Regions from separate parts of the Mus musculus genome. Here region 2 is linked to region 1. The links are chromatin loops, found by intact Hi-C in ENCODE. Cell type or tissue: left cerebral cortex. All regions are shown on one strand. Each heading gives the region's core, and the rest is flanking DNA. Links, peaks and the distances in the headings are about the cores only. Region 1 holds the start of Gm42187 (a long non-coding RNA gene). Region 2 has its middle 280 kb from the start of Ythdf3.

Evidence for each region. A loop is a pair of places that touch in the nucleus more often than their neighbours do. Peaks named below come from ENCODE experiments on the same cell type or tissue, not always from the same donor. Only the 100,000 strongest peaks of a DNase experiment are listed, where the experiment ranks them.
Region 2: a loop joins it to region 1, with 11 times the contacts of the local background. A loop is called at or near these places in 22 of 42 quality-filtered maps.

What each region holds. Positions count from the first base shown.
Region 1 is chr3:17,817,904-17,834,587 of GRCm38, forward strand. Gm42187 (a long non-coding RNA gene) reads left to right here and starts at 825. Exons shown (of 2, transcript XR_880675.3): 1 at 825-5,101. In left cerebral cortex, for the core only: CTCF peaks have their summits at 4,988 (motif pointing left) and 7,004 (motif pointing left); DNase peaks (open chromatin) are centred at 4,963 and 6,986.
Region 2 is chr3:16,455,673-16,472,356 of GRCm38, forward strand. No RefSeq gene overlaps it. Among named protein-coding and RNA genes, the nearest start is that of Ythdf3, 280 kb to the left of the region's middle. In left cerebral cortex, for the core only: a CTCF peak has its summit at 10,880 (motif pointing right); DNase peaks (open chromatin) are centred at 10,936 and 11,473; H3K4me3 peaks cover 479 bases; H3K27ac peaks cover 387 bases.

The sequences.
Region 1 (16,684 bases), core at 3,677-11,676:
TTCCACCAACTGAAGATCAAGTATTCAAGCATATGAGCTTCTGGGGCAATTCTCATTCAAGCCACCATATAATGCTAAGAGGGAACACTCAGTGTTCACTTTTCAGACTTTGTTTGGCAGAAAAGGACGATGAGGCTATATGTTCAGTAGCCTCTCTCCTACTACCTTAAACCCTGAGCTCTGTATAGCTAAATTCCCTTTTAATGCATGACAGGGAAAAGGAAAATGATGGCATAATGATTTTATATATTGTTAACTTCCTGAAAATTACATTTTTTTTATTGTTTGAGAATTTCAAGCATGAATATTCAAATCTCAATCTCTCCCCTTTAAAGTCCTGATTATTATGACACCAGCAGCCGTCAATTGCAACATGGCTCCTCAGCCAGGAGAGGGGCTTCTTGAGCCTTTTCTCTTTCTGTGCTGGGATTTTAGCCGCTAGTATCTTGTGTAGGTCTAATGCACATAGCCACAGCAACTGGGAGTTTATGTGTGCAATGGCTCTGCAGTGTTCAGCAAATACTATTCCCCTTCAGATGACTTCTACTTCTGCGCCTATTCTGTGATAATCCCCGAGCCTTGGGGGAGGGCATGTGGTAAAGGAGTGTGGTTTAGAGCTGAGTACTCCACAGTCTCTTACTCTCTTTACATAGATTCCTTGTGTGTGTCTGTATTAAATATTATTTATCTATTAATATATTAACTTAAAGTTTTCTGTGCATAAGACAAAGTACAAAAAACAAAGTACAATAATATTAATATCAAATACAAATTAAATATAATAAATATATAATTATAATTGTAAATATATGTTTGTTAAAAATAGGAATGATAAATGTGGGAAAAGACCACTTCTCTGGCACATGAACAGCTTTGGGTTTCATCTTCAGCACAGAATATATATGCATATAACATATCCCTTCCCAATGCTTCCAAGTCTTGTCAGATAGTTTGAAGTCCACAGGTTTTTTTTTTGTTTGTTTGTTTTTGCTTTTTTGTTTTTTTGTTTTTTTTTTTTACATTTTATCCTGAGCAAATAATGTGAGCTTCAGGATAAAATGTAATAAATAGTCTTTGTGGCTATGAGATACAATATTATACAGTAACTGAGATTACATTAACAATCAAATTTTATATGGATTTCTTTTCTTTGGTAAGATAATTGTTAAAATGAAGGTTGAGGGCCCACTGTATTGGTGCCAAGCAATAAAAGGGGGTTGAGTTTCATGACCTCAAGTATAGAGAGCAAGCCGTCACTGCTTACGGAGGAAGGAATCACAGAATCTGTTTCATTGAAAATTACACAATAGTCACACAGCAGCTAGACAGACAGTGTGGGAGCAAAATACACAGACTGAACCAGCGCACTTGGGTTCAGTCTTGTAGGTTGTTGTCCAGTCCAGGCGCCCACCTTTTCATTTTTTACATACAGAGAAAGAACTCTCTAATGATTTAAAATGACTTTGTCCTTTATAATGTAGTGCTTGCAGCAGTTGAAGAATCTACCATCACTAAAAGTAAGGACTGAAGAGAACTCTAATATCTTTGACCACCACTGCAGCAATTCATTACCTCTTTCTTCCTTTTGTTTGTTTTTTCTCATACAATATATCCTGACAGTAACCTCTGCTCCCTCCCCTCCCTCCATTCTTCCCAGCACTTCTGCTCTTTCCTTTGTTCCCCAAGTCCACTGCTCCTTCCCTTCCCTTTAGAAAAAAAGCATGTCTTCCAGGGATATCAACCAAATATGCCATAACAAGTTGCAATAAGACTAGGCACAAACCCACATATCAAGGCTGGACAGGCAAGTTAGTATGAGGAAAACGGACCCAAGAGCAGGCAAAATAGTCAGAGATACTCCCCACCCCCACTGCAAAGAATCCCACAGGAACCACAAGCTAAACAATCAGGACATACATACAAAAGTACTAGCTCAGACCCTGTGATTGCCGCTTCAGTCTCTCTGAACCTCTATAAGCCCCACTTAGTTGATTGTGTGGACTGTCTTCTTTCTTTTAAGTGGTCACTATCATTCCCATGCCTAGTGGTGCTCAGTAAAGCAGTTGTCTCATTTTGGGACACTGTTAGGAACTATGAGTTGCAGAGGAGGCCTTTGATAACACCTAGAAATATTTTTGATTGCCATGATTAGGGGATGGGCTACTATTGGAATTTAGCAATAAGAGGCACGGGGTGCTTATAAATGTCTTACAACATAGAAGATATGATCCGCACCCAGCAATAAAGTGTATTCAGGGCCAAATGTCAGTAGTTTCCAGTATTATATCAGAAGACAAGTGGAAACTATCTTCTCTCTTTCTGTTTCCTATTTCTATCTTAAATGTAAAACTTGTAGTCCTAATTTTCACTTCCTATAGTAGACTTCTGCCCTGCAGACAGCTCCCAGCACTAAGGCAGGTGCTCAGGAAATGGTGATTTATTTTCAGTCCTTTGTCAACTATCATTAAGGTAAAGTCCAGTTTGGTACACACGGCAAACTATTTGACTCCCGTAAATTCTTTCTGGGGATACTTTCCATTGTACAACAGAAGGCCAACAGAAAAAGAAACAGAGTTCTCTCTCTCTTGTATATGTTCTTAATTTCTTCTATTTTTTTAAGATTATAAAAGATTATACGATTTCCTCTTCCCCTTCCATTTCCTCGCTCCAAATCCTTCAATATGCCTTTCCATTTTTCCTCTCTTGAAAATATATACCTTTGTATTTTATTAAGTTGTTGTTACATGCATATATAAATAAATAGATATGCCTAAGAATGACATGTTCGGTCTGTATAATCTTAATTGTATGTATGCTTGCAGGACTGAGCATTTGGTGTTGGATAACTAATTGATGTGCTTTTTCTTTCCTGGGGAGACTATGTCTCCTCCCTCACCATTTCTATAGTTCCTTGTGTAGAGTTGATGCCTCTTTGTCCTGTCTACTTTGGCATAGCTATTGTTGTCCTGGGTCACCTTGTGTTTAGGAGTTTATGTTAGTGAGGCTTTACGGGTGTTAGCATCTGACATTGCTAGGAGACACAATTCCCAGCAACTCCTCTTATCTTCCTGTTCTTCTGGCCCTGTCTTCTGCAATATTCCCTGAGCTTTAGGTATGGGAGTTGTTTACTTCACTTAAAGAGTGGTAAAGAAATCTTATTCTTATTCTTTAATAAGAATTCATCAACCTGAAACTTAATAGGGTTTCCCAGTAAACCCTCTTAGAGAGAATACCAGAATTCCAGGAGGCCTGGGGTGATTATATAAGTCTCTTAGGCTTTAAGTTAGAAACTACTGTGCTAAGATTTGAACATTACTTCAAAACTCTCTTCAAAATGTTCTTCTATGTTATTTTCTCTTAGTTATGTTCTTCTGTGTTACTTTCTCTTAGTTTTATGTTCTTCTATGTTATTTTCTCTTAGTCATCCTAAACATTTTGGATATGCGTTTTCTCCCCTCCTTCTCACCAGCTAATACTAATTTGCTCATCAATGACTTAACTCCAAAGCCAATTTTTAAGGAATACTTTCCCCTAACCTGAGACTGTACCAACCAGCCAGACCTCCTCCTAAATGCTTTTAGAACACAGCATGACTTTACCTCATGGTGACTGTCACATTACATCCAGGATTATTTGCAAGAGTAGAATTCTTAGCTTTCTCTCTCTGTATGCTATAACATATTATGAGAACCGGGCTGCTTCTCTTTGGGTATCTTCTGATACCTAGATGTGGGAACAAAGCAGGCAGAAAGCAGGCACTCAGTAAACTAGTGACAAACCAGTTTCCCTCAGTAAGATGAGCAAAATCATGAGAATTAGGATGGGTTTCAATGTACAATTCAAGGGAGGTAAGTCAGCAAGGCTTTTCCGAGTACAGAGGCAGTGGTAGACCTTACACCAGCTGTATGAGATAGTTATGCCTGACAGGATAAACACTGCTAAGCCAACACCAGCCCATCTAGGTTCAAAACTAGACCTACGCACCCACTGTGGACATTTGTAGCAATAAAGCTGGGTGCCTGATTTTCTGTTTTCTCTTCCAGTTTCGATCTATGTCCTCACCTCATCCCACCTCATTATCTTTTAAGGAAAAGGTAATCTGCACTTTCTTATCAAATCAACAATAATGAAACAAAAACAAACAAAAAAACCTGAAACCAAAACCAAACTTACATTGTTGAGATGGCGCAGCTGGTAAAGTACCTGTTCACAAACACCCAGATCTGAGGTCCATTCTCAAGTGGATGTGGTCCTACGTGTGATAATCTCAGCTCTGAAGAAGTGAAGAATGATAGGTCTCTGGGGCTTGGGACCTGGCCAGCACAGCCTAGCTGGCAAGTTCTAGGGCAGGACTATAGTGCCTCAGGAACAATACCCAAGGCTGTCCTCTGCTCTCCATATGCACACACACACACACACACACACACACACGGTTTGTATTCTGGGTGTTATGTCTTTTTCAGAACTGATTTTTCTTTTCTTGATTTCCTTTTTTTAACGAGCTGGGTAGTTTGGATTTTGTTTTTATTTTGTCCTGTTTTGTTAACTTGAGATAGGGTCTGGCTTTGCTCTTCAGGCTTTCTCCGACTTGTGGCCCCCGACTCTGTTTAGCTCTCCGAATGCTGGCGTTTATAGACATGTCCACAACATTGACTTTTGCCTGACAATTTTTTTTACATTTATCCAAGTACTTTTTTTTATCTTTTTGTTAAATCTTCTCCTCTTGGCCACCCTATTCTCTCCATCTACGTTTCTTAAAAACATTATCTTTACCTTTGTATTTGTCTCCTCATCTTCCACAGCTGTTCTCCTGGAATATTTTTAATGAAATAAAAAATGTTAGCTTTATTTTGCAACGGTATATTGAAAATGTCTGATGCATATCTCAATGTAACACCTTTGGAGCCTCTGGGGCATGATGCACTTTGTTCTTTTTAAAACTTCTCTCATTGATTCTCTAAGGAGGATGCCCTCCGGTGTCCCTTCCCAGTCCTGCAATCATCTTCTCTGAAGCTACTCTGTCAGATGGGCTTCCTGTCCTATGCCATTGCTGCTCTTCTCAAAGATCTGCAATTCCTGATAGATTCTCTTCTGTTTTCCAGTGAGTATTTCTAGTAAAAATTTAAAAAAATATATATGTTTTCAAGAATTAAAATTCCCAGCAGGGAAACAGTAGTGCATGCCTTTAATCCCAGCATTCAGGACGCAGAGACAGGTGGATCTCTGTGAGTTCAAGGCCAACCTGGCCTACAGAGTCAGTTTCAGGACAGTCCGGGTTACACAAAGAAGTCATGTCTCAAATCCAAAGGAAAACAAAACATAAACAAGCAAACAAGCAAAAACCAAATAAAAACTGAATAAAAATTTCCAAGCATGCTGAAGGAGATGGATCAGCAGCTAAAAGCACTTTGTCACACAGACCTGAGAACCCGAGCGTGGAGCCGCAGCACCCTGATATGGTGACTGACGTCTGTAATCCAATACTCCTAGTCATGTCTCTCTGCATGGACCAGTGCAATATCTGACTCATTGGTCTTATTGCACGTCTGTCTGTAACTAATTATCAGAACATAGGGTTCATATAAAACTACCTCTGTGCTAGATCCGAGACACCCGCTGCTCTGTGATAAGCAACACCCTTACTGTCTCTGCTCCTTCAGGAGAGCAAGATTCTGTGCCATTTTCCCTTCCATGTCACATATTCTCCTGAACCATTTCAGGTACTGTTTCCTCGTTCGACACTCTTTTCCCCCTCAAGTTTACTATCTTTCCACGGGAAGACATTTTATATCTAAGAACAGGCTAGACCAGTACTAATGGCTTTGACTGTCCTAGAAAATATCCGGATTTTCTTTATCAGACTCTACTTTCCATAAAGACATAAGCCCAATGAAGAGGGAACATTGCCTGCTGCATACAGTACCTCCTAAGGTGTCCTTCTCTCTTTATTTCTTTCCTCTCTTCCTCCTTTCCTTCCCAGCTAACTTTGAATTCTATAATATAATTTAAGTGTTATATGAATCAGTACCCCTTCTCCACAGAAAGACAAGATTGTCAGGGACAGAACTGTGGAAAGTAGGCATAGGTCTTGAGAAAATGAATCTGGATGGTAAGGAAATGCTGTTTATATTGGTAGAGAGACAATGGAGCCTTGTGTTCAGAAGACCATAGGGTTCAAAAAAATGCAGAGCAAAGATCAGATGATATTAAGGGGCAAACTGGTTAACCCAGTTAAAGTGCTCAGGATAGAGATGAGAGAAAATATGTAGGTGTGGTCTCTTTCTATGGGTTGTGCATAGTTGTTCACTTCAGCTTTCCTAGACTAAGGCGGCAGCATCCCTTAGATGACAATTACAAAGACTCTTGGGGAATTGGGAAGTCATTTGTGACTAGGTGAAGGTTTGTCCTTGTATAGACTTCACTCTAGCATATGGTTCTCACATTAGATCCTGTTGGCTTGAGGTGAGCAAAGGACGTGAGGAAGTGGGAAATCGAAGCTGGGTAGTGTACACACAGGGTGCTGACATTCAAATGTTCATGTCAACACAGCTGCCACTGCTGAGATTTTGCCTGCCATCTATCAAAGGACTGGAGAGGAAATAACATTCAAATAGTCTTGGCATGAGAGTAATTTAGGAAGAAGGGCTTGGGGAGTGAACTGCTTGGAAAATTCAACACAAGGACATGACTTTGGAATTGAATTGTATTAGCAATATTTATGAAGGTTTTCGTGAATATAGACATTTTATACTTTTTTTTTTCAAGTTGATTGAAAACAACGTTGCTTTATAATGAATATTGAGACTGGACAGTGTTTTCCTTGAAATTGTCTGCCTATGAATATGATAAAACTAAATAGCAAAATTACATTTATAACTACTGCCTTTCCTTGACTATTGAAAATCTTCCATCCTGAGAATGTATAAGAATCTTTTGTTCAAGATGTGGGCATGGCAAACTTTTATGCAGGTTTCTCATTTCCTAGCTTAGCCTCTACTGCCATCTAGTGGCAGTAAAAATCATCAGTAAAAAAGTTTAATTCCGTCTTAGAATTTACAATACAATTCTTCGATATCACTAATAATGATACCGACAAAGCTAATTGCAACCTGGTAATAATTATGCTATATAATTTAAAGTTATAAAGACAAATAAATAGAAAAACTTACACACACCCGTATATAATCTGCAAGTAAAATATTCAGCATTGAGACCCAATATCTACTAAATATTCAGGGAAAATCCCTTGTATATTAAACACAAAGATAGGAAAAATGATGGATTATTAAATTTTCCCCAGACTTTGAGAAAATGATTTTTAATTGAGTTACATAGCAAGATGGAAACCAAATTCTTGCCTGGAACTCGAAATTATTTCTTCATCATCATTAAGAGATAGAATAGTAAAGTCACAGATGTGAAAACCCACACTCATCTTTAGGGTTACTTTCTCCTTAGACTTTCGGTTAATTGTCAAAGGCTGTGTACATAAAGACTTACTTGGGAATCTAGCCTCTGTAGAGTGATAAATTCAAGAAACCAATGGGTCCAGCATACCCTGGGTCTTTCTAGAGTGTTTACCTCCTGCACAGGAACTCAGGTGGGGTGTGAACCTATCTCTAGATACCTGTGAGAAAATTAAAACATTAAAGGTTTGTGGGTTCCTTGAATTTGATTAAAGTGCACTTCTCCTCTCCTCTCCTCCCCTCCCCTCCCTCCCCCCCCCATCTCTCTCTCTCTCTCTCGGTACACATGAGATACATGGACCCATGTGGTATATATATGTGCAGCATATACATGTATGTACACAGTATGTGTGAGAATGCATGACTACACCCAAAGAGGCCAGAGGAGTTGGACATACATCCTGATTTATCACATTTTTTGTTTTATTCCCTTGAAACAAGGTCTCTCATTGAACCCTGACATTAGAGGTTGCCAATTTTTACAGGTTACCTGTGAGCCAACAAGCCCATACAATCCTCTAGTTCCTGTTACCCCTCCTAGTGCTGGGGTAACAGACACCCAGGGCCATATGGCTTCTCACGTAGGTGTTCAGAAACTGAACTCTGTCTTTGTGCATGCACAGTGAGTGTTCTTACCATGAAGTTATTTTCCCAGCCCCTGGTTAGTTGTTGACATTTTGTTGTTAAGCAGATGCCATCACTACATTCCTTTTGGGGGCAATAAACTTGCTAACTAGCTAGTTGAGTGATGGTCAGAGCCATCCAAGGAAAGTAAGAAATCAACCCCCACCACACTGCATTATTCTCTCTCACATTATCTTTATAAGGGACATTAAGAATTAAATGCATTTGATATTTGTTCACCTATTTAGCCAATGATTAGTTCCTTAAATATCCATCACCAAACTACTGGGTGAGAAGCAATGTACACAGGGCAATGAGGCCATAGTCTCCATTCCCAAGGAATTATAATCCAAATGTTATAAAATGTTATTTTATTTTAATAACAGATAGTGTTCCACCATGAAACTTAGATAGTGTTTATCCATGGAAGCTGACATGATAGAAAAGGATGTAAGTATTCTTGGATTTTAGAGGCCAAAGAAAGCCCAGCAAGTCACGTGGATAGGAGAGAAGCAGCTGTTTTAAAGCACTGTCACATTGCTTATGCAGTGAAGAGTGTCTAATGGTTTGGGTATATTTGAGTACCCCACACAGGTCCATATTTTCAAAGTTTGACCCTCAATATCATGGTGTTGAGAAGACAGAATCTTTCCGAAGATGGAGCCTAGAGTGGATAACTAGATTATTGGGTCACTGCCATCAGAGCGATGAATCAGCTGTTGTCATATATTGAGTTATGTCTCACAATAGAAGGTGGTTATTAAGTGACAGTCAGGCTCACTTGTCTCCATTCCCCCATGAAACCAACTTTCTTTATGCCTTACCCCAAGCTACAATCCAGCCAGGGTGATTTTTTTCAAGAGGTCAACCTAATATAGCCTTTCCATGCTGACTTTCAGCCTTCTAAATTATGAGCTAAATAAACCCTTTCTGCTATAAACTATTCTTATAAAGATATTATTCTCAAGTATTATGCCACAGCAACCGAAAATGGAGTTGTCTAACTTTATTATGTGTCAGAGGAGATAAAAGGGAGATAACGTAATTCTGTAATGGAACTGTTAACATAATGGGCCAACAAGTAATCAATTTGCCTACATTATGAACAAGTGTTGATAACCAGTCATATATTTATTCATCAAAGTTAGAGTGTAGAAGTCCAAGGAAACTGTGAAAATTTGTAAATAATCAAGAAAAAATTTGCTAGAGTAGTCCTTTGGGAAAGTTAATGGAAGGACCAAACATAATCTGCTGGAAAATATAATGGATTGTAACGGAGAGAAGATGGACTTTCATATCTGATGGGGAGACTATCTCTGTAGGACTGAAGGTATATGAGAAACCTCAGAGGTAGGACAGACAGAACTTTGAACACTTAGATTTGGGGAGAAAAAGAGAAAAGAGAGGAAAGAAGTTGAAGACAACTCTAGCTAAAAAGCTAGAAATGTGAGAAAGTTAATAGCATAATGAAAGGCAGAGGGGTGAGAGACCTTGGTGGAAACACACCACTGAAAAGTCATGTGCTGCAAACATGCACACTGTTATCAGAAACACATAATGTACTAGGTCAAAGAATCAGAGGTCTGGAAGATGTCTGTAAAGATTTAAACTCCATTACCATGCGTGCAGAATCCATAACATAGAGGCTTCCATAAAGAAAGTAAGGTAAGAACTATTTAAATACATCCATAGATAAGCACCTTCGCATCCTGGGGACCAATCACAGCATGCTCAGATATAGTCTATTTATTAAAACTATCTGACTCTTTCTTTTTGAACATTGTTAATTTTTCATGCTGGTTCTACTCAGAGCTCAACAGAATTCTCATTCATAAGATACTGTATCTGCTATTTCACAGCAGTTCAGACCTTCACCTTCCTTCTTTTAGATAAACAATTACTGGTCCTTTTGTGTATTTCCCCATGCAAAGTTATTTGCAGGTTGGTGTCTTGATAATTGAATAGACTTTGTTTATATCTTCTTCAATATGTTTGTATACTTCAGACATACCAAACACACTACCCAGGAAATCTTCAGTACATACTATGTGCCTATCTTGCTGTAGAGTTCACCCCCTAAACCAACATACAGAATTCTTCTATGAGTGAGCATCATTGCAGGAATAAAATCTTTCTTTAAAATTGATCATAGTTTAGAGTGATGAAAAGATACTCCATTATTTAAAGTTATCACTTGACTCAGAGAATCTTGCCTTAGTATTATGTAAGTGCTTTATAGACCATCTCTATTTCAGAGACTTTAGTTTGTGCATAATCATAAAAAGGCCCTCTTTGACATCATTCCATCTTTACTGTATTAGATTGAAGCATCTATTACTCAAAGTCACACTGTCATGGTATTACCATTACCAAGAAATACGGTCTTTGAGATTCAGTTTCTAAAATGGCATAAACGAACCCATATTGGATGGAACCTGTAAGTATCATATCTAGATGTGGATACATGATAGAAAGTTGCCTAGCATGTAGAAGGCTCTGTTTGATTACCCAGCACTACCAAAGATAACAATAAAAACAGTACATTTAAATAATAACAGTACATATAAAAAACACAGCTCTATATTGCTCCACATTTGTATGGTTTTAATAGCTTATATGAGGATCTGAGGAAAAAGCTGGATGCCTTACATGAGTTTACCCTTGTGTAAGTGCAAAGAGGTTTCTGCACCATTAGAACACAATTGATTGGGAGAGGCTCTCAAGAAGCCAGAGAGACAAGTTAGGAAGAAAAGCCCTTGGAAAGGTGGAATATCAAAGTTGTCATCCTGATCAATGGATCTGTGTCTATCAACACATCTGAAAACCATGCAGTGCCTTTTTTAACAGTCTCACACAGGACACTGGGCCATATGTGTTCTCTGCCCTTTGGCCAGAAACTTATGGACTCATCAGGGGGAAAGAGAGCTCAAGGCAAAAAAAAAAAAGGGAGTCTGGGGACTGAGCACATATGTGAGGAGGCTGCTATCTTGAATGCCCTGAGCTTGCAAAGATGCCCAGCATAAATATGAAGGAACTACAAACACAGCCACTGAGATCTGCCAGGTGACTCTTTAGGGTATATATATTTGTATGTGTATATACATATATATATATATACATACATACATATACACACACATATCAAACGAGTCATAGAATTCACTATATAGACATTTTGTTCCAATTACCCCAAAACCTTTAGGAAAGAACAAACAATTCTCAGAAATTGTTGTACCTAGGACTTCTTAGCATTACCATGATGAGAAAGCAATATGAACACAGATAAAACTGTGCTCTGGATTGCCTTGGTGCTGTTTGTATTTTAATGCTAATTCTGCTTCTCACAAAAGGGCTGTCTCAGACCAGGAGAGAGTCACTTACTGAGGTGATTTCATGTGAACCTTCTCCATTTTTAACTGGTAAAATATAGGTCTGTGATTGGGCAGTAGAAGGGAAAAGTGGAGCTGAAAGTTGTAGATGCCCGACTCACCAGCAAGTGAGATGCCACAACAGGATTCTTCTGCACAGGTTTATTGGGAGAGCTTGATTGTGAAGGGGAAAGATCCTGGTGCTGCTTATATAGGCCTAGGAGAGGCGTGTCTACACCCGATTGGTTATGCTTTCAGTACATCATTTACATGCCTAGGGCCAGGCCATGACTCAGCACAAACTCTTATGCACATGCGCACATTGGTTGTTTACCCATATTCATGGGCGTCAGCTTGTTGAAACCAGTGCCATCTTGTAATGGCATTTATCGGCTTCCCACAGAAAGTTTTAGAGAGGTGACACACACACACACACACACACACACACACACACACACACAGAGAGAGAGAGAGAGAGAGAGAGAGAGAGAGAGAGAGAGAGAGAGAGAGAGAGAGAGAAGATGGAATCAGGAGAAGATAGAGCTTCCCCACGTGGTCTGGAAGAGCCACAAGTAGCTAGGCATTTCATAGATGGGCAATAAGCACTGTAAGGTACATTTGCCCAGTCTAGGTGTGCAGCTTGAGTTTTGTGTTCTTTGTGGAGGCATTTTGGGGTTGGAGATTTACTGTTATGGATCCGACTGGTTATTACAAGTCTCTAGTGCTATCATTTTATCAGGTGCAGGCTAGCCTCAGGGGCTAAATGGCCTGGGAAATGTGAGAGGCTTGCCAGCAAACTAGCCAACGGAACTATGGGGGCAGACAAGACCTCAGTTGCTTGTGCTTAGCTGGTTTAGCTTGGTTTGTTTTTTAAAACTGCATGCTGCAAAACTGTACTTTAACTTTGAACTTTGAACTCATTCACACAAAGGATTTTTGAATAAAAGCTACGATGCTTCTTCTCTTGATATTTTTATTTTTACAACGAATATCTTTGTTGCTTTCTAGTCACTTGTATGTTTTTCTGCACTCAGTATTTAAGATGCTAAAACAGACTCATTAAAATTAAAAGAGCTGAATGGATTTCATGCCTGCTTAATATTCGGGGTTTTGATAGACAAATGAATAGATAGATATATCACTTTTGCTTTCAGCATTCCTGTAAACCCTTAACAATTGAATATGTCAAACACTGTTTATGAATATAAATTATATCTATCAAAGTCTATCACAGAAGAAATTGAAACTGTATATCATTAAAATGTATCATAAAACCACAACATATTAAAACAAATATCAAGGTTTTCTAAAAATATCTGCATTTTGTGACAAGTTTGGCATTATTATATACTTTAACAAATGTCTTTTGGTGTCTGGATTAATAGAAGACAGCAGAATGCTCATGTCTGTCTCCCTCATTGATCTGTTTTGAGATGTAGTTTGGGTGGAAGTATATGAAGAAAATCCAACCTTACCCCACTGTACATTAGAAACAACAGTATGTTGTAACAGACACTATAGGTAATTTCAATATTCTTTGAGAGTGTACCAAAAACCCATCAAAAGGAATTCCTTAAAATTAGGGATCAATTCTAAGTCTAAAATTGTTTTGAATCTTCATGTTTTCGTCTTTAGGAAAATATTGGTTCATCGACTTATCTGTACTTGTGAAATGTTCTAATTTAACTGGAAATTAAAATAACACTTGTTAATAAGATCACCTTTCACACATGATTAGTTTTTCATGTACTGGAAAGCTGTCATTCTTATGGTGGTGAATTCAAGTTCGCATAATGCCTAATCCTAATTTGAAAGGTTCAATTTTATCAGTGGTAATAAAGACTTGTAAAGTTCTTTCCTTAAAGAAGAAGACACCTGCTTTTGTGCTTTTAAGAAATTGTATGCCAGTTATGCAAATCTGAATACAGATAATGTTCCTGTCATTCTCTCAGTAAAATGTAATGGCCTGTGTATTCATAGGTCTAGATTTTATAAAATGATAACTTGCTACACTCTCATTAAAACCATTTTCCAGTAAATCCAATGTTTTTTTTTATTTTCCCTTTGTCAAAAGGTGGGGTGTTGAAGAAATAGCAAATAACGAATAAGTTAGAGGCCACTGCCAGTCTTTTGACTCATATGATTTTAATTTTGCATCATTAGTACAAATGTCAAACTTGTAGAAAGAGTCCTGTAACATCTTGATATGTTTATGACAGCTTTGTTGGCCTCAGGGATCTTCATAGTCTTTAGTACTGACAGAGACCCACAATCCAGGCTTGGGGAACTGCCAAAGTAGAGGACAAATGTGCCATAAGTCATTTCCATCCTTAAAATTTTCTCAAGTAGTCATTAAGTTGCACTCCCAGGTGGGATCAAGCCCATGATCTGAGGACATCTAAATCCCAGTCCCCATAGTCACTCAGTCCCTTGTCACTTACTAACTTAACCCACTTAGTTGCAACTGGATGCTTTAAGTAGATACTCTGCTCATTACCTTACACAACTGATGCTGGGCAAGAGGATACCAATAGTAATGAATGCTTTTCTTAAAGTATGCAAATTCACTGTGGTCCATTGTAGAATCATGAGACTGCTGTCAGGTACTTTAGCTTCTTATAAATGTCTAAAAGGAGGCTTACAAATGAACACTTTGGTCTTAATCAAACTCAAGTTCTAACTCACTCCTATAGACTCCTTTCTGGCAAGAAGCCAGAGAGACCGGGAAAGACTCTGGAAAAGGTTACAATAAAAAGTAAAGTTATTTATTTTGTGATCTGATAGGACTGGTAAGAAGGACACATGCTCCACTATGTTCATAGCAGCCTTATTTATAATAGCCAGATGCTGGAAAGAACCCAGATGCCCCTCAACAGAGGAATGGATACAGAAAATGTGGTACATTTACACAATGGAGTACTACTCAGCTATTAAAAAGAATGAATTTATGAAATTCCTAGCCAAATGGATGGACCTGGAGGGCATCATCCTGAGTGAGGTAACACATTCACAAAGGAACTCACACCATATGTACTCACTGATAAGTGGATATTAGCCCAAAACTTAGGATACCCAAGATATAAGATACAATTTCCTAAACACATGAAACTCAAGAAAAATGAAGACTGAAGTGTGGACACTATGCCCCTCCTTAGAAGTGGGAACAAAACACCCTTGGAAGGAGTTACAGAGACCAAGTTTGGAGCTGAGATGAAAGGATGGTCCATGTAGAGACTGCCGTATCCAGGGATCCACCCCATAATCAGCACCCAAACGCTGACACCATTGCATACACTAGCAAGATTTTATTGAAAGGACCCAGATGTAGCTGTCTCTTGTGAGACTATGCCAGGGCCTAGCAAACACAGAAGTGGATGCTCACAGTCAGCTAATGGATGGATCACAGGGCTCCCAATGGAGGAGCTAGAGAAAGTACCCAAGGAGCTAAAGGGATCTGCAACCCTATAGGTGGAACGACATTATGAACTAACCAGTACCCCGGAGCTCTTGACTCTAGCTGCATATGTATCAAAAGATGGCCTAGTCGGCCATCACTGGAAAGAGAGGCCCATTGGACACGCAAACTTTATATGCCCCAGTACAGGGGAACGCCAGGGCCAAAAAGGGGGAGTGGGTGGGTAGGGGAGTGGGGGTGGGTGGGTATGGGGGACTTTTGGTATAGCATTGGAAATGTAAATGAGCTAAATACCTAATAAAAAATGGAAAAGGAAAAAAAAAGTAAAGTTAGCTTTTCTTCTACATTTCTTGAACTTTGTAGGGTTTTAAGGAAGAAAGACCTTGCTTTTTACCAAGGAAATAATAAAGGGAAAATATGCCGTGGCAGTTCTGATAAAGAACACTGAAGAATTACAGTGATTTTTCAAGAAGGGGTTGTTCATACCCTTGGGAGAGCCATATGGTACATGCTCTAACACTTGAATCAAACCTTGTAGTTTACAAGTACTACCATAATATTTGTTAATCACGTCTACTATGCTCAGCAAGAGAATCATTATTAACTTACTTAACCAGGTAATTGTACACAGAATAGCAGTGGACATTAGATTTTGTGCCAGTCAATTAAAGTATTACTTTTTTCATGGCTGCAACAAGACATGCAGCAGAAATAACCTTTGAAAGAAAGGAATTATTTTGGTTCCTGCCTCCAGAGGTATCAGTATATTTGTACAATGGTGAGGTAGAACATCTTGGTGGCAGGAACACTGGGAGGAAGCTGTTCACTTCGTGGCGTGTTAGGAAACAGGGAAAGAATATCTATGCAGGGTACAACCTTCATTTTTACCATTTTCTTATATCCCATTTGTACCACCAGTGTAACAATTGTGTTGCCTACATTTAGAGAAGGTCTTCTCCCTTTAATTAACCCTCTGCACACATTCTCAGACATAGCCAGACTGTACTTTACTGAGCTCCTGTGTCCATCTGAGTCCAATTACTTTGATAATCAAGATTAGCCATTTTGTAACCTTTACATTTTCCTTATAATACACACACAAACACACACACACACACACACACACACACACACACACACACACATTAAACCTTAAAGGTTTTTCTGTCTCCATGTAGTAATGAAAAGGAAAAGCAAGTACTAAGATGAAAAACTGGCCAAGGGAAAGCAAGACCTCATCTCAAAAGAGAAAATAAACAAGGAAGGAAAGAAATAGAAGAGAACTGGGCAAGGAAGGAGGAAAGATATTTGGGGAAAATGTGTAAATCACTCAATTCTGTTTAATATCACACAGAAAAGAATAGAACTTAGAATAAAGATTCATTTGAAGGGCTCTTTACAATTGAGAGTTTGCTTAGAAAGAGATGGTTAAGTTGTTTGACATGTGCAGCCCTTAAGGAACAAAGGAAACCAACCCTGATTTAGCCACAAGCAAAGGCAGCTCCACTCTGTGTGTGTGTGTGTGTGTTTACTAGATTCTGTGGAAAGTTGGGGTCCCAGAAAATAATCTTTGACTTCCTACAACGTTTCCTATGATCATTGCTGACAGTGGAATAGTGTTGCTCTCAGCTATGTAATGGTCAAAACTATGAGTGCTAGACAGCAGAGATTTTGTCAAAGTAAGCTATACTTCTGGTTATATTCTCCACTCCTTGCTGGCCCCAAATAGCAGTGACACAAATAATGGTGGCACTGTTCGTTGCTGCACCTGAACATGTGTAGATCTCAGATAACTCATGGTTCTGTCCCGA
Region 2 (16,684 bases), core at 5,927-13,926, 1.4 Mb before region 1:
CCCTGATGGGTGCGGATCCCAGATGGGGGATACTGTCGGTGTTTCCCAGGCTGATGCCTCTTCGTGATGATGATTTCGGTTAAGAAATTCCTGTTAAGAAATTGGACTGCAAATTTTGATGGCAAGATGAATGAGCTTCGGTCGGCGATTGTTACTGTGAATTCTACTCGAGTGGATCCTGGCTTGGCATCGGGAAAGAATGGGCTGGGAGAGGTGCCCTTGCTGTGGCCCTTGTTTTGGCATGCATGTTGTGTGTATGGTGTATGTGTTGGTTGTGGAATGCCCAGATCCACACTGCGGACATTGTGGTGCAAGCTTTTGCCACAGTGGAAGCAGGGCAGTCACCTCAGATTTGGCTTGTTGCCTTGAAGAATGAATGATGAAGCCATCATTCCGCAGGATTGTAAGGTCAAGCACTGCACAGAGGTTAGTCTGGAAGCTGTTTGACAATCTCTGGGAGGTATGTCTGATTGCATAAGGGTTGAGTGTCCTAGTGTCCTTTCCCCAGGAAAAAATGGCACGGGAGCAGGTCAGGGTTGCTCTGGGTAAAAACCTGTGAGCCTAAGAGTCATTTCTGTACATGGCCCCTATTTCTGCACACTGGGGATCAGACCTCTATCTTCACCCACAGAGCTTGCTTCAAAAGAATATAAAAGAGGGAATTGTGGGAAGCCATTCCAGACTCCCTGGCCAGCCGGACGGAAATCTGTGCCAGGCAGTAAACAAACCCATATTTGGTGGATGGTTTGCCCTTAGTCCCTGATTAGCTGAGCAAGCCTGCCTGGTGAGGTGATGTGACCTGTGGTGATTGGTTGAGGCGTGGTTGTGGCTTGAGTGGATAAAAATGCTTGTACCCCGAGTTTCAGGGGATTTGAAGAGAGAAGCTGCCTGAGTAAACTGCTTTAAGAAGAACCAGTGGTTGCGTTTTCCTTGCTGGTTGAGTTGGACGCAACACCTAACAGTCCCGGGCGGCCTTCAAACATTCTGCAGTTTATCTTGGAATGCCATAAACAGTCCCAGGCACCAAACGGAGACATGGAGGAGGAGGTGAAGCTGCCTTAATCTAAGCAGTTATAGGCACCAAATGAAGGAGGGAGTGAAACTGGCAGTCTCAGGCGCCAGGTGGAGGCAATGAAGGAGGGGGTGGCATAATTCCCTTCAAAGGGTCAGCTGGATCTTTAGGGTGAGAGTTACTGGAGGGACCTAGTTTCCCACAGTTTGGTCTCTCACATTCAGTGAACATGTTTTTCAACTTCTTGTTTAAGTTAACCCCTAAGCATTTTATTCTGCTTGAAATTACTGAAAATGAAACTGCTTTTCTAATTTCCTTTGTGAATCTATAGAATTACAAATGACTTTTCTGCATTGACATTGTATCATACTATTTTGGTGAATTAACTGCAAACTTGTAAAAATTTTATGAGATATTATGATCCCACTCAAGGGATCGGACATCCCATTGGTGACTTCACCTTTTAAATGTATTCTAACAGCATAGTTATGAGTATCAAGGCCTTTAATTCACTGATATTTAGAGGGTGCTCAAACCATAGCAGGATTCTAAAAGTGTTTAAACTACTACTGTGTTGTAAAAAAAAATACTAGAGAAATGAGTTGTTAAATCTAATGTAGTTGAGACAAGATGACAGTATTTTGTTTAGTTGTATAGTACATATGAAATGATCATATAGTATATATACTCTTGATAATTTTTCCCACTTCCTAAGTTTCCTGGTCTCCTAGTAAGTATTTCTTTATTTCTTACATAAAAAAAAAAAAAAAAAAAAACAAAGTCATCAGTGAGTTGGCTAAATATCTACTTTATTCTGTAGGCCATTTGCAGCCCTACCTCATTTCTATATCATAACTGCAGAAATAGCCCCTCTCTGGGGCATATTGTTCTCATGGCAAGGGGTTATGTTGACACAGACCAACCACTGTTTTTGTTAGCAAGATGTGGCATAGTGGTGGAACAGAGATATATAATTTGTTTGAAGAAGAGAGCAGAAGAATTATTTCTAGAAACACTAAGATGTACCAAATGAATAACCAGTAGAGATTAGCTTTTGGTACTTGGGTGTCATGGGAAGGAAAATGTCTTCTATTGCAGCAGAGGCAAAAGCAGAGGCTCTGAACATGTCCCGTGTCCATCTTTTCCTAATTTATCATGTCATTTTACCACTGAAATTAAAAATGAATTCAATATTTAAAATGCAACTATGATTAGAAATGCAAAGAGTTTAACAATATTAAAAATGCAAAGGTATGCAAATGTAAATTATGTAATTTATCTTTTTGACATACCTTGTCTATAGAGACTTGAGCTGACATAATTCCATCTTGTTTAGTTTGCAGATAAAACGATAGTTTCTAATACCATGTAAATTATATTGTGGAAAGGTGTTCTTCAGTGGGAGAGGGGGCTGGTTGCTGGGATTCTTATTAGCACAATGAACCATTACTAAAAGAAGTGGGGGGGGGGCAGTTTGATCTAACCAGGTCTTTCATAGTGATTGTGTTAGGAATTCAAAATAAATTTATTTTATTTTTCTTTGGATTGCTTACTTAACTATGCTAAAGATGACTGGTAGCAGTTGTACTCTGGAAGTCTACTATCAGCCTTCTCCTTTTGTTACTTTAGTTACAGAGAATCATTTCTCTGTGCCAAATATCCTCTGCTTTATTGAAAAGTCTAAGATTTTAAGGTCTGAAAATCGAGACATTGAAAAACCATTGAAAGGAAACCAACTCAACCTTAGCTATATTCAGGACTTTGGCTTTTTACCATAATTTTACAGAATCCTTATAAGGAATGTTTTCAAATTTGAGGTTACTTTTAGCTTAGTTTTCTAAAGTAAATGAAATAGAAATACCAAGCTTCCAACACTGCCAAGGTTGATAAGAATATGAAAGCATACATTAAAATGTGTAATTATGTTTTTCTTTGGATGTCTTTGCAGCTAATAAGAGATGAATGTCTTTGTTTATTGCTGTCTTGGAGAATTAATTTAATGGTATTCTATATTGTTTGTTGAAGAACAAAGTCAAGTCTCATTATTATTCAAGAAGACTTCTATTGTAGGAAATATTTAAAAAACCAAAAACCTGCCAACTCTCCACGCTGTCCATGCTTCCACTCTTCCTGGCTTGCTAAATCTCAGTGGCTAGCCTCTGCAACATCTGGCTCAGTTGTCCCACGAGCCACTAGTTCCCTCTCTGCTATAATCCCCTGTAACCAGCCGTACTACACTCCAGTAAACAAATAGATCCATCATTCTCGTGGTTTGATAACACAATACCCAGTAACCAGGCAAAATCAGACTCTTAGTGCTTAATTAACCAGCCAGATTTATGTATCAATAATATCACAATTTACAAGATACCATTACAATAATTGCAGAGCCAATTGATAATGATAAAAGCTTAATCCCACTATTTCTAACCTTGTGAAATCATAGATACTCGTGGATGGAAAACGCCATGCGGGTACACTTTTGCTGCTATGGTTCTTCTTCTCCTACTCTCAGATGCTCTTTCTCCCTCCCACTCTTAGCTCTGCCTCCCTTTCCCTGTCCAATCACAGGTCTCCCACTTCTCTAATGTGATTGGACAGGGAAAATCTGGCAATAGACTTCTCCAGTTATTTTAGTGCTCTGTGCACTCTCTAAACCATTATTCTTCCCAAACAATCTGCAATGATTCTGGCCTGTGGAGCAACAGGCAACTCAACCTGATTAATTTTGTAGTACTTCCCAGCGAAGGCTTGGCAGAAAGCTGGCTCCAAATCTGTTGGAGGAATGAATCTCTGTTGTTTAAATTATCAGCTGACTACATATGTGAGTGTCCCAGTCTTCAAAAGCCCACAAGGTCCTTGCTGTCCCAAGAGTCCTAACTTTCCCTATTGTAGCTTCCCCAGAACTCTACAAAGTGCTGGCAGCGCAGTTTTTTATTTATGTAATATTTTTTTAAATGAGTCAGTCATGTTTTTTTTTCCTCTGTGCCATTGTCCTTAATCATGTTAGCTTGATAGTTTTAGAACAGTATGGCTATGTGTGATTTGAACCAAAAGCTATATAATATGATTTTGTATTTATTGAGTACCTAACCTAATACCTTACATTCAGCATATAGTTTGCTGAAATAAACTAACTTTTTGTTTTAACTGGTTGTTTTAACCACAATTCTATACTGTTTGGTGGTGGTCAAATTCCCTAGATACTGAAAATTGAAAAAGTATCAAACAGTAAATAAGTCAAAGAGAAATTATTGGTTAGTGAAAAAAAAATCAGTCAATGTTCACAGAATATCAGACTTCTTTGTTATGAGATGCCCAACTGAGGTGGATTCTGATGTCCCAGGGTCTTGAATCCAGCACTGGCACCACCATGAGTGTAGAGTTTTCATCTGAATCATATGAACTTATGTTTTATTGGTAAAAGAGCCAAGAACTGATGATTCCGTATGTCTTCATTAAAATATATTAGTGAAATATATATATATATATATATATATATATATATATATATATATAGGCAGTGGCAATGGTAAAATCTTTAAAATCATATGTTTTCATCCTGCTCTGAGCTTACCATTTTGAAACTAGGGCTCCATAATACTAGAAAGGAAGAAATACAAAATATGAAGAGATTAGAATAAGAATATTTTAGAAAATGAGTAGTATTTCATTTTGATTATTTATTTATTTATTTATTTAGTATTTGTGTACCTGTATGAGTTTAATATATGGATGTATAATAATGTTATATAACAATATATATAAATCCACATGCATATCTAGTGCCTAGGCAAAGTAGAAGTGAGCATTGGCTGCCTGGCATTGGAGCTAGAAGTAGTAATACGTTGCTCATTATAGATACAAGAACAGTGTATATTCTTAGCTGCTGAATAATTTCCCTGGATTCTAGGGGAAAAATATAATTTTAAAATATTTTGTTTTATTCTTAATTAGATGTGTGTGTGTGTGTGTGTGTGTGTGTGTGTGTGTGTGTGTGTGCCTGTATATCAATGTATATATGGGTCAAGATAACCATGGAGTCCAGAAGAGGGAATCAGATTTTCTGGAGCTAGAGTTTCACATGATTGAGAGTTGGCCAACATGGGTATTGGAAACTGAGCTTAGGTCCTTTGCAAGAGTAATATTCTTTCTTATACATCTTAGCTACCTCTCCAGCCCCAGGAAGAAAAAGACTGGGTCTATCTACAACAAAGTCTCAATGCCAACTTAGTCACACAAATTATGGTTTTTAACTTTCAATGAACCTGAAGAATTAGTGACACAAAATAGATGTCTAGGTATGAAAACACATATAAATATCTATGTTGTAAACTTCCTATTCAATTTATGATTCGAATTTATGTTTAAACTCATAGTGAACTTCTGAGTTAGATGCCATGTATTCATACATTCTGAGAAAATATATAAGAAACAAAAATAGACCCATATTTGTCACCTTCCACAATGCTCAAGTCCAAGTGGATCAAGTACCTCAACATAAAACCAGATACACTGTATCTAGTATAAGAGAAAGTGGAAAAGAGCCTTGAACTCATTGGCACACGGGGAAATTTCCTAAACAGAACTCCAATGGCTCACCCTCTAAGATTAAGAATTGATAAATGGGACCTCATGAAACTGGAAAGCTTCTGTAAGGCAAAGGATACAGTCAATAAGACAAATCGGCAACCTACAGATTAGAAAAAATCTTCACTAACCCCAAGTCCAATAGAGGGCTAATATCCAAAGTATATAAAGAAATCAAGAAGCTAACCAACAAAAACCCAAACAACCTAATCAAAAAACAGGGTATAGAACTAAACTGAGAATTCACAGCAGAGGAATCGCAAATGGCTGAGAAACACCTAAAGAAATATTCAAAGTCCTTAGTGATCAGAGAAATGCAAATCAAAATGACCCTAAGATTCCACCTTATACCCATCAGAATGTCTAAGATCAAAACCTCAGGTGACAACACATGTTAGTTGGGATATGGAGAAAGAGGAACACTCATCCATTGCTGGTGGAATTGGAAAGTGGTACAACCTTTCTGGAAATCAATCTGGAGGTGCCTCAGAAAATTGGAAATAGATCTACCTGAAGACCCAGCAACACCACTCTTGGGAATATACACAAAAGGTGTACCACCATGTCACCATGTCACAAATGGGGCACATGTTCCACTATGTTCATAGTGGCCTTATTTGTCATAGCCAGAAGCTGGAAACAACCCAGCTATCATATGACAGAAGAATGGATATAGAAAATGTGGTTCATTTACACAATGGAATCCTACTCAGCTATTAAGAACGAAGACATCCTGAGTTTTGCAGGCAAATGAATGGAACTAGAAAATATCCTGAGTGTGGTAACACAGACCCAAAAGGACATGAATAGTATGTACTCACTAGTATGTGGATATTAGCCAAAAAATATTTAAAAAGAAAAGAAAAGAAAAGAACAAAATGTACAGAATACCCAAGATACAGTCCTCAGAACTCAAAAAGGATAACAAGCTGATGGGCCCAAGAGAGGATACCTCAGTCTCACTTGGGAGGGAAAAGAAAGCAATCACAAGTTGGGAGGGAGGGAAGAAGAGAGGGAGGGAGGGAGGGAGGGAAAGTGGTGGGGAGTAGAGGGGAATTTTATCTAGTAATGGGTAAGCAAAAGGACTGAAGCCCTGAGGGCCTGTAGAAAGAACGAAAACATGCAATCTCGGAAGGTAGGAGGTTGGCAGAACCCTCCAGAATGCACCAGAGACCTGGGAGGTAAGAGACTCTCAGGACTCAAAGGGAGGGACCTGAGATGAAATGCCTGACAGCAGGGAGAGGTAACTTATAGAGCCCACCTCCAGCAGGAAGACAGGGCATCAAATGAGGGTGAGGGTTGCCTCCCAGTCAAACCTCTGACCCATAATTATTCCTGTCTGAAAGAACTGCAGGGATGATAATGGAGAGGATCCTGAGGAAAAGGAGGTCTAGCAACAGGCCCAAACTGGAATCCAACTCAAGGGGAGGTTCCAAGGCCTGACATTCTTACTGAGGCTATGAAGTGCTACCAAAAAGGGACTTAGCATGACTGCCCTGCAGAAGACCCAACAAGCAGCTGAATGAGATATTTGCACCCAAACAATAGTCAGAAGCTGCTCACCCCGGTTGTTGAACTAGGGAAAAGCTGAAAGAAGTTGAGGAGGAGGGTGACCCTGTAGGAGCACCAGCAGTCTCAATTAATCTGGATCCCCGAGATCTCTTAAACACTGGACCATCAAAAAAGGCAGCATATACCAGATAATATGAGGCCCTCAATGCATATACAGCAGAGGACTGTTGGGTCTGTGTTCAACCAGAGATGATGCACCTAACCTTCAAGAGACTGGCAACCCCAGAGATTTTAGAGGTCAGGTGGGGTGGGGGTCGGGGAGGATGTTAACATCCTCATGGAGACAGGGGATGGGGAGGTGTTATGGGATGTGGAACAGTCAAGAGGGTGGACCAAGGTGGGGGAATAAAATCTGAAATGTAAATAATAATAATAATAATAGTAATAATAATAATAATAAAGATTATAAAGTAATATAGATAAAAAAGGAACTAAGTGTGGGGCATTGTGCTATGTACAGACAGCCTGGTTTCCAGCTGAGTCTAGATGTTGAACCCCAAGACCTGGTGGTGAGAGTTCACCTACATGGGATGGAAGGAGTTCTCTCATGTCTCCTGGAACCCTGGCTCTTGTGGAAGTTACCACCCCCTCAGCCACCACAAGAGAAGCATGGTTAGTAGTTATGTAGACAATGTCCCAAGCTTCTGACCTTCAGGCTAAACTCCTCCCCAACTACCTAGTAACAGTAAAGATAACAGCATACCTTAAGAGGGGCTGTTTGGCCTCTCCTCACTATCTTGCTCTTACTCCCCTTACTCTCCTCTGTCCTCTCACTCTCTTACTCTCTCTCCCTCTTTCTCTCTAGCCTTTCTTCTCTCTCTCTCCTTTTCCCTATTTTCTCCTCTTGGCTATGGCCAGTCTCTTTCTCTTTTACCTTTTCTCTTTCCCCCTGCCTTTCTTCAATAAAGTTCTAAAACCATAGACTGTCTGTTCATCAAGGCCCATTGTGCTTACTCTTGCCTGTGTGGGAACTTCTCTCCCTCAGCCCTCTCTCCCATAACTCCGGGGCTACAGGGTGTTGGCCCTGGGTCCCCAGTCAGGGGCTGCCCCTTGTCCACGCCTGTCGAGTGGGTCAGTGGCTTAGATGCCCACCCAGGGCCAAGTGGAAAGCATCTGGAAGCCCTCCCACGTCCACCTGCCCAGAGCCTAGGAGAAACTCTGGCCACATGGGTTATCCTCTCTTCCCCCCTGCCCCCCTTTTAGTTCCCACAACTAAGAACTAAGAAGGAACAACTAGGAACTTAGAGAACTCACAGAAGAGTGATTTAGACAGTTTAATGGATTCTCCCTCCCCTAATTTTTTTCTTAGAAATAAAGATTAGAATATCTTTTCAAAGTGTCCATTTTAAGTGTCCTTTTTTTCTTCCTGCAAGTGACTTTCTTTAGCTGACAAAAAGAGTTAAATAAACTCCCAGCTATAGAGCACAGGCAAATTCCTGTAGAGAAAAACAAAACAAAACAAATAAACCCTTATGGGTTCATAAGGACCTCTTTACATAATTCCCTGCTATAAGGTGTTAACCTCAAAATAAGTAAGAAAGTTCACACATTTTTAAGAAACCAGCAGTTTCAGCATTCACCATAGTTAGAGAGTTTAAAGGTCAAAGATTACCAGTCTTCTGCCCTATGTCCAATGCTGTCTCTCACTTCTGGGCAGTTTCCCAGCAGATGACACCACTCTCAGAGAACTTCAAGGTCAGGACTTTTTCCACCTGACACATCACCTGGTTCAACGGAATCTTTGAAAGGATTGCAAAGACATTATGCCTTATTTCTGGAAACGTCTGGGTGAAAAAGACTCTGTCTACTAGTGTTGTTAAATTAAATTAAATTAAAGAATTTAGTATATTGACTAGTTCACAACATATTTTGTAGTAATAATAAAATTATAAAAAATTTACATATTACTACAACTAATGTTATGGATTGTTATATTGATAGTGTTATTTTTAAGACCTACAGTAATTGTGTATAAATTGAAGATGCCTGAGGTCACATCACAGGATTTGCATTTTGATATTGCCAAGCTCCAAACCCTTTCTCTCTGCTCTTCCTCATGCACAGTGCTCCAGAATCAGATGGTTTCCATTTCCTTTTTGTTCATTCACCGAAATATCTAACAGTTTCTCTAGCAAAACCCCTCCTCCAAATCAATGGTTTTCACCTGGGGGCGATGTTGTCGGCAAAGTCCCTTGAACAATTTTCTATTTTTGTTGTTACTTGGGGGTAGCACAACTTGTACCTAGCTGCTGCAGGATACCACATGTTCATTAAACAACAACACATCAATAAATGACCAATTCAAACAGTAAGCAGTGCCCAAGGTAAGACATGCTGCTCCAGATCTTATGTGCCTCTTAATCCCTCACCCACCTGTGTATTTTCTTGTGCTGGAAATTTTTGGCTAGCATCATATGATCCCCTTTTTATTTGTGGAAAATTAGAAAAACTGAATAATTAATGCAATCTTCCCATTATTAAACTTTCATTGATATCTATTTGTAGAAGTGATTATCTAGAGCACACTGAGCAGTGAGTTAGGTCCTGTTTCTATGAGGAGTGTATATAGCCTTCGGCAGACTTGTTCATGAAAGTGGAGAAGTGAAGCTGCAGATGAATCACCATGCTCGGTCTCACACTCACCAGCAAAACGGGCTGGGAGCTCCCCAGCCCTTAGGTGAGTGGGGAAGGAGAAGCACACTTCAGCAGAATAACAGTGGTTGGGAGGAGGGGAGTCTCAAGTTCCTTTCTGCCTAGCCATGGAATGTCATGATGAAATCCCAGTTCAGTGTAGGATCCAGTAGGGAACATTGATTTTCAAATGTACCAACAGTATGAAGTAATTTATGATTACTGATAGAACCCTAATAAATATAACTAATGTCAGTGAATTCAAAGGCACACACACATACACACACACACACACACACACCTGTACACAGTCAGACACAGATACACACCTGTACACAACCAAACAGAGACATACACACCTGTACACAAACACACACACACACACACACACACACAGCTTTTTACTGCTCTATAATCCCATTGCTGACATAAAATCTTTTGTTTTGCTTCTCATGGAAACACAGTACTAGAAAAAATCAGTTTGTTTTCTTTTGTATACTTGCAGCTTCCTTCATTGTACTTTGAAAAAAAAAAGACACATATTTTACTTTCTACTTTTCTTAAAGAACAGAATTAGTTGGTTCGTATCTGCCAACATTTTTTGAAAGTATAGCTCAACAGATTCTTCTAGTACCAAGGAACACATAATTTATGAACAAATAAACTTTCGAAATATTGAATTCTTAGATATTTAATTCCCTAAGTGAAGCTTTAATAAGAAAAAGTGGTTTAGGAGCTGAAGGGGCCTGCAACCCTAGAGGTGGAACAACAATATGAACTAACCAGCACCCCCAGAGCTCTTGTCTCTAGCTGCATATGTAGCAGAAGATGGCCTAGTCGGCCATCATTGGGAAGAGAGGCCCTTTGGTCTTGCAAACTTTATATGCCCCAGTACTGGGGAAACACCAGGGCCAAGAAGTGGGAGTGGGTGGGTTGGGGAGCGGGGCGGGGTATAGGGGACTTTGGGGATAGCATTTGAAATGTAAATGAAGTAAATACCTAATAAAAAAATTGGAGGGAAAAAAAAAAAGGTTTTGAGGGCCTTCCTGACTGCATTACCCAAGAGCAGCCACAAGAGGGCGTGTGAGGAACACAATTGCCTTTAGAATTGGCTTCAGAAGCTACTGCATAACCGGGCAAAATGCATCTGCAACATCTTTGTCTTGTGACGTGGAGGACTTGAGACTGAAAACAATCGCTTGCATCGCTGTTTAACATGCTATCCACATGGAAATCGGAGGAAAGAAAAATTCTGAAGTTCCTGTGAGGTTACTTTGCTAGCTTCTCAAAGCGCCTCTGGGGATAATGAAGTCAGAAATGCTTTTGCTTATTTGATTTAGCTGGTATTTCTCCGTGCTAGAGACAAGGCTGCTCCAAAAATTAGGGTTTGAGTAGAATCATATTTCCGGACTTCAAAGAATTTGGCATAATGGTTTTGTTTTCCACTGACATATTTAAAGGAAGAAAAAAGGGAGAGGAGGCGGAGGGAGGACGAAAAGGAGGAGAAAGAGAAGAGGGAGGGGGAGGAGGAAGAGAAGGAAGAGGAGGAGGACAAACTCTACGATGACAATGACGATAAGCATTCTTGATATATTGATATATATATCAAACAAACAAACAACAACAAAAACCCCAAGCCCAGGTCTTCCCATCCATTCACATGTCACTATCCCAAGTGGGTGTGTCTCAGAATTGGAAAGCTCAGGAGCTTCACAGAAGGCCACATATTGATATCAAGAAGACAATCTTGGAAAAGAGGAGGACGATTGAATATGGAGACCCTATAGGGTAGTGGTTCTTAAATTCTGTTCTAAAACAGAGTCACTTGGCATACTTCTTTGTCCAGACACACATAGTAGACTCCACCATTACCGTCCACTCTGTGCAGCACATCTGAGATGAGGCCAGAGGATGCACAATTCTCTGAAGTCCTCAGGCAATGTTGATGCTTCAGATGGGGAAGCCACTTTGAGAACCACTCTTCTGGTGATTGCTCTAACATCTCCTTTACAATGCAGACCTGGGCCTGGGAATCTATAGGTCACAAATAACAATTCCAGTGTACTTCTCCATGAAACTGGGTCCTGAGCCATGTAACCTAGTAAACTGAAATTCTTTCATGTTCTCGCTGCCTTTAGACTGGATGCTTGTAAAAAAGAGATGTGTGAACTGAACAAAACCCTTAGATACCTCTTCTCTTTCCCAGAGTATTTCAAATCATGGGGTTTTCCTGAAAACAGTCAACTTATCCTGCTAACACCTGTATCTTTATTCTTAAATCTTAGTGCACTGAGTGTGAGCAGGTAAATGCATTATAAATGGATGCAGCTTGAACATCGTTTGTGGATTTTCTCCATTTCCAGAAGACCATGATAAGTTAGTTAACCTTTGTGTATATTCATTTTCTCATCTTCAAAATGGGAACAGTTGTTCAACTTTCCTTTCAAGGTGTGTGTGTGTGTGTGTGTGTGTGTGTGTGTGTGTGTGTGTGTGTATAGGCAAAATGAGTTACTACTTGAACTATAATCAGAGCACTGCTATACACATAGATATCTAAACAAATATTAGCTACCCTTTTGATTTCTAGTCTTTAAGCTTAGCATCAGAATCCTTGGAATCATAGATTGTTGATTGCTGGAACTGTGCACTTTTGCAGGTACTGGGACACCGAGAGTTTTGTGACATTACCTTTACACCCTTCACCTGATAAATAGATGAGGCTGGGCTGCCATGTAGAGGTCATTGAAAGGTCAGTTACAATACTTTACTGTGGGGCAATGGGCTATGCACAGACAGCCTGGTCTCCAGTTGAGCTTAGGTCTTGAACCCTGGTGGGACTCAGTGGGTGGTAATTTCCACCAACATGGAACTGAAGGCTTTTGATTGTGTCTCCTGGACCCCTGGCTTCTGTCGAAGTTACTGCCACCACAGCCCCCAAAGAAAAGCATGTGGCTATCAGTCACATAGACAATGTCCCAAGCTTCTGGCATTCTGGCTAGACTCCTCCCCACAGTTACCTAGCAACAACAAGATAGCCCAGCCCACTATAAGAGGGGCTGCTTGGCGCCACCTCTCTCTCTCTAAGCTTTTACCTCTCTTACTCTCTAGCCTTCCTTCTCTCTCTCTCTTCCCCCTTCTCTCCACATGGCCATGGCTGGCCTCTCCCTCTCTCTTTCTACCTTGTCTCTTTCCCCATGTCTTTCTACAATAAAGTTCTAAAACCATAGATTGTCTCTGATCATGAAGGGCCACTGTGCTTGAACGATGGGATATGATTTCTCCTAACTAGCAGAATCTAAGAGGCCTCCTGAAGGCCTTCCTGTGCTCCAGCTATGGACCTGACCAAGGATTCTCGCCTGTGTGGGAACCACCCAGCCCCACCCTCTCTGTCTGCCCTGTCTTCTCTTATCTGCAGGGCAGAGTGCTGCCCCAGGGCCCCTATTCTTTTCTCAGCTCCTCCTATGTATCCTATGGATGCTGGAGATTGAGAACCTGGTACCTGGGGCTGCCCCTTGTCCACCACCCGCTGTGTGGTGTCAGTGGCTTAACACAGCCAGATGCCCACCTGAGGCTGTGTGGCAAGTGTGCGCAGTCTTCCCGTGTCTGCCCACTCAGAGCACCAGAACTCTGGTAGGACTCGGGTTCTTTCCCATTCCCCTCTTTCCCACACACCCACAGCCCCACATTTTAGCTGTAAAGGTGTCCAGACTCTATAGGCAGTTCAAAGATCTTGTAGTTTATCAGAATCTATGTGCAGATCTTACCTGTGTAAAGGATTAGGACAGTCTGTGGAGCCTTATGCATCATGAACAGTAGGCAAAGAGGAACAGCCTTTTAGCCAGATAAAGGATCTGAAATGCTTGTGAGCTTGGGGCCGTGAAGCACAGTGCAAAGTCCTTGTTGCACCGGGTTCTGCTCATGTGAAGATACCCTGATTAAAAGCTGCCTTGCAATTTTGAATCATGCTCTCCACACATAAGTATCATTCAATTACTTGGAAACTTCAAACATCTTTGATTCTGAATTTCATTTTAATCCCTTAGAAATAGTTGTTTCATAAACAGAAAACAGCGCTGTGATAAGAAAGTCCGAAGGAAAAGCCTGACTTTTCTCATTGACCATTTGCAGTTTCCAGGCAATAAAGCTTATTATTTTTTTAGAGTAAATGTGTGTATGTATTTGTGCAGTTTTAGGTTTATGGATCAATTTGGCAGACAGTACCTACTTTCATCTTTTTTTACCCGTCTCCCCCACTACAAACACCCCCAAACAGTGAGACATTTATTTTAATCCCTCACTGCTATTCATGCAGCATCATTACTGAAAGGTCATCACTCACTTTAGGCTCCTCATTTGGTATTACTCGACTTCTGAGTTCTGACAAATGTAGAATGACATGTGTCCCTTCTTGCAACATCATGAAGAGCAATCTCAGGTACTTTAATAAATCCTCTTTCTTATATCTGTTCATCCAGCTTACCAAAGCTCTGGTGATGACTGAATTGTTCCTGTCTCCACCTTCTAAGAGTGTCCCATAGCTTCAAAGCATGGTGGATTTTCACTTTTCACTTATGCCCTCCTCTATAGAACATCATGCTTTTGTTGTTTCTTCACCCCATCACCCCCTGTTGTTGCTCACATTTATCACTATCTCTCCTTAGACACAAGTTCAAGGGCATCTCAGGTGCTGTTTTCTTTTACCCTTTATAAATAGAATTGTGTGCAGGTTTTTATACACATTTACGTTTTTATATTTACATTATAAAAATATGTATCACTATCTGACTTTGTGAATATGATTACATGTGACTGCGGAAGTGAGAACATGACGTGGGAAGCATTAGAGCTGTAGTTATAGGAATATCAGATCCTCAGAGTTATAAATTACCCATGATGGTTTCTGGGAACTGAACTACAGTCCTCTGGAAAAGAAGCAAATGTTATTAGCAGCTGACACATTTTTTTTTTCAGGTGATATACATGTAGGTATCTATGACAAGTAGATCATTTAAGGACTTGGGGCTCAGGATTGTTTATATGTCTGTGCCTATTGTTATTTTGAAGATGAACTCAAGTAGCCCAGGATGATCACTCTCATAGTGCCCTGAACAGGGGCAGTCTGTGACATCTTTTTGAGTTGTTGTCATGGTTGTTTCTTCTGATACACAAACCAACATTGCTCAGAGTCAGGTGTGTGTGGTTGATATGTGCTTTTTGGATCACTCTTCTCTTCTGCCTTCATCTAACCTTTCCTTCTGCTCCCAGATCCACAGCCAGATTCAGAATGCCTAGCTCACATCCTTGTAAGTCTACCTAATAACAATGTTGGTTGAAAGTCATCTTACAATTTCTCTTACTCAATTTTAACTGCATCTTTTTGTCCTACCTCCAGAGTATTAACTAGTGAGTTTCCTAGAGTGGGCTAGTAAACATTTATTACAAGCACAAATCATTGTTGACATTGCTGTCTTTAAGGACTATTTGATTAATCATATGCTGTATCATCTAGCATGAGGAATGCAGATTACTATGAGACACTGTTTTAAGACTAGCAATAACCAATATGTTTTGGTATTTAATATTTTTTGGCGACTGCTAAGTGTTTCCAGATACGTTATCTCACTTTCCCTCCCTCATAAACCTCCTCATGCACTGTCACTTGCATTTTTAATACGGGAAAAATGAAAGGTAAACAAATTAAACAGCTTGCCTTAGGCTGTAGACACAGAGATCATGTTCACAAGGATTCCAGGATTTCATTTCAAGCCCCATGGCAAACAAAACCAAAACAGATTTTAATTTAATTTACTTGTTACATGGAAGAGAATTGCTCTGAATTTGTACTTGACATCATCACCAATATCCATATATATATATATATATATATATATATATATATATATATATATGTACAGTTAGTTAGTTAGTTAGTGCAATGACTTGAATGAGTAATGAGCCACAAAGGCTCATGTTTTGAGCACTTGGTCTACATCTTGTGGTACTATTTTGAAGACTACTAAGCCTTTATGAGGTGGGACGTGGCTGGAAGAAGTAGTGGGTGGGCATGCCTTTTAAGGTTATAGCTGCCTAGAGTTCCAAGAGTGTTCTCTGCTGCCTGCTTGCATGAACTCTTGCCAACATGGACTGAGCTTAAATTCTAAAAGCATGAACTGAAATAAATCCTCTCTCCCTTGCTTTTGTCAAAAGTATTGTCACAGGTATGGGAAAACTCAAACCAAACCCAAACCAAACAGCAACAAAAGACCCTAAATGTAGTTGACATATGTCTCTCTCCTCAAAGTACAGAAACTGCATGAAGACAGATCTGTTTTGTTTCACTTACCCTCAGTTTCTTGGCAACGTCCTGGTTAGTTTTTGGTATTTCTAGTGTGCAATTGAGCTCAACCATCCTGTGAAGACAAGACTAAAGGATTTTGGAAGCTGAATTCGAACAGTTGTACTGGCTGGTTTGGTGTCAACTTGACACAAGCTAGCGTCATCAAGGAGTAAGGAGTCTAAGTTGAGGTAATGCTTCATGAAATCCAGCAGTAAGGCAGTTTCTAAATTAGTGATCAATGGGGCAGGACCTAGCCCATGTGTAATGCCATCCCTTGGCTGGCGGTCCTATTTTCTGTAAGACAGCAGGCTGAGTAAGCCCTGAGGAGCAAGTCAGTAAAAACATCCTTTGTAGTTTCAGGTTCTGGGCCTGCTTGAGTGCCTGTCCTCACGTTTTTTGGTGATGAACACCAAGGAGAAAGTGTAAGCAGACTAAACTCTTTCTCCAATTTGCTTTTTGGTCATACTGATTAGTTACAGCAATAAAAATAACATAGCAGTCATCATAAGGAATGCATTCTAAATGTCGATCCCTATCTGTCC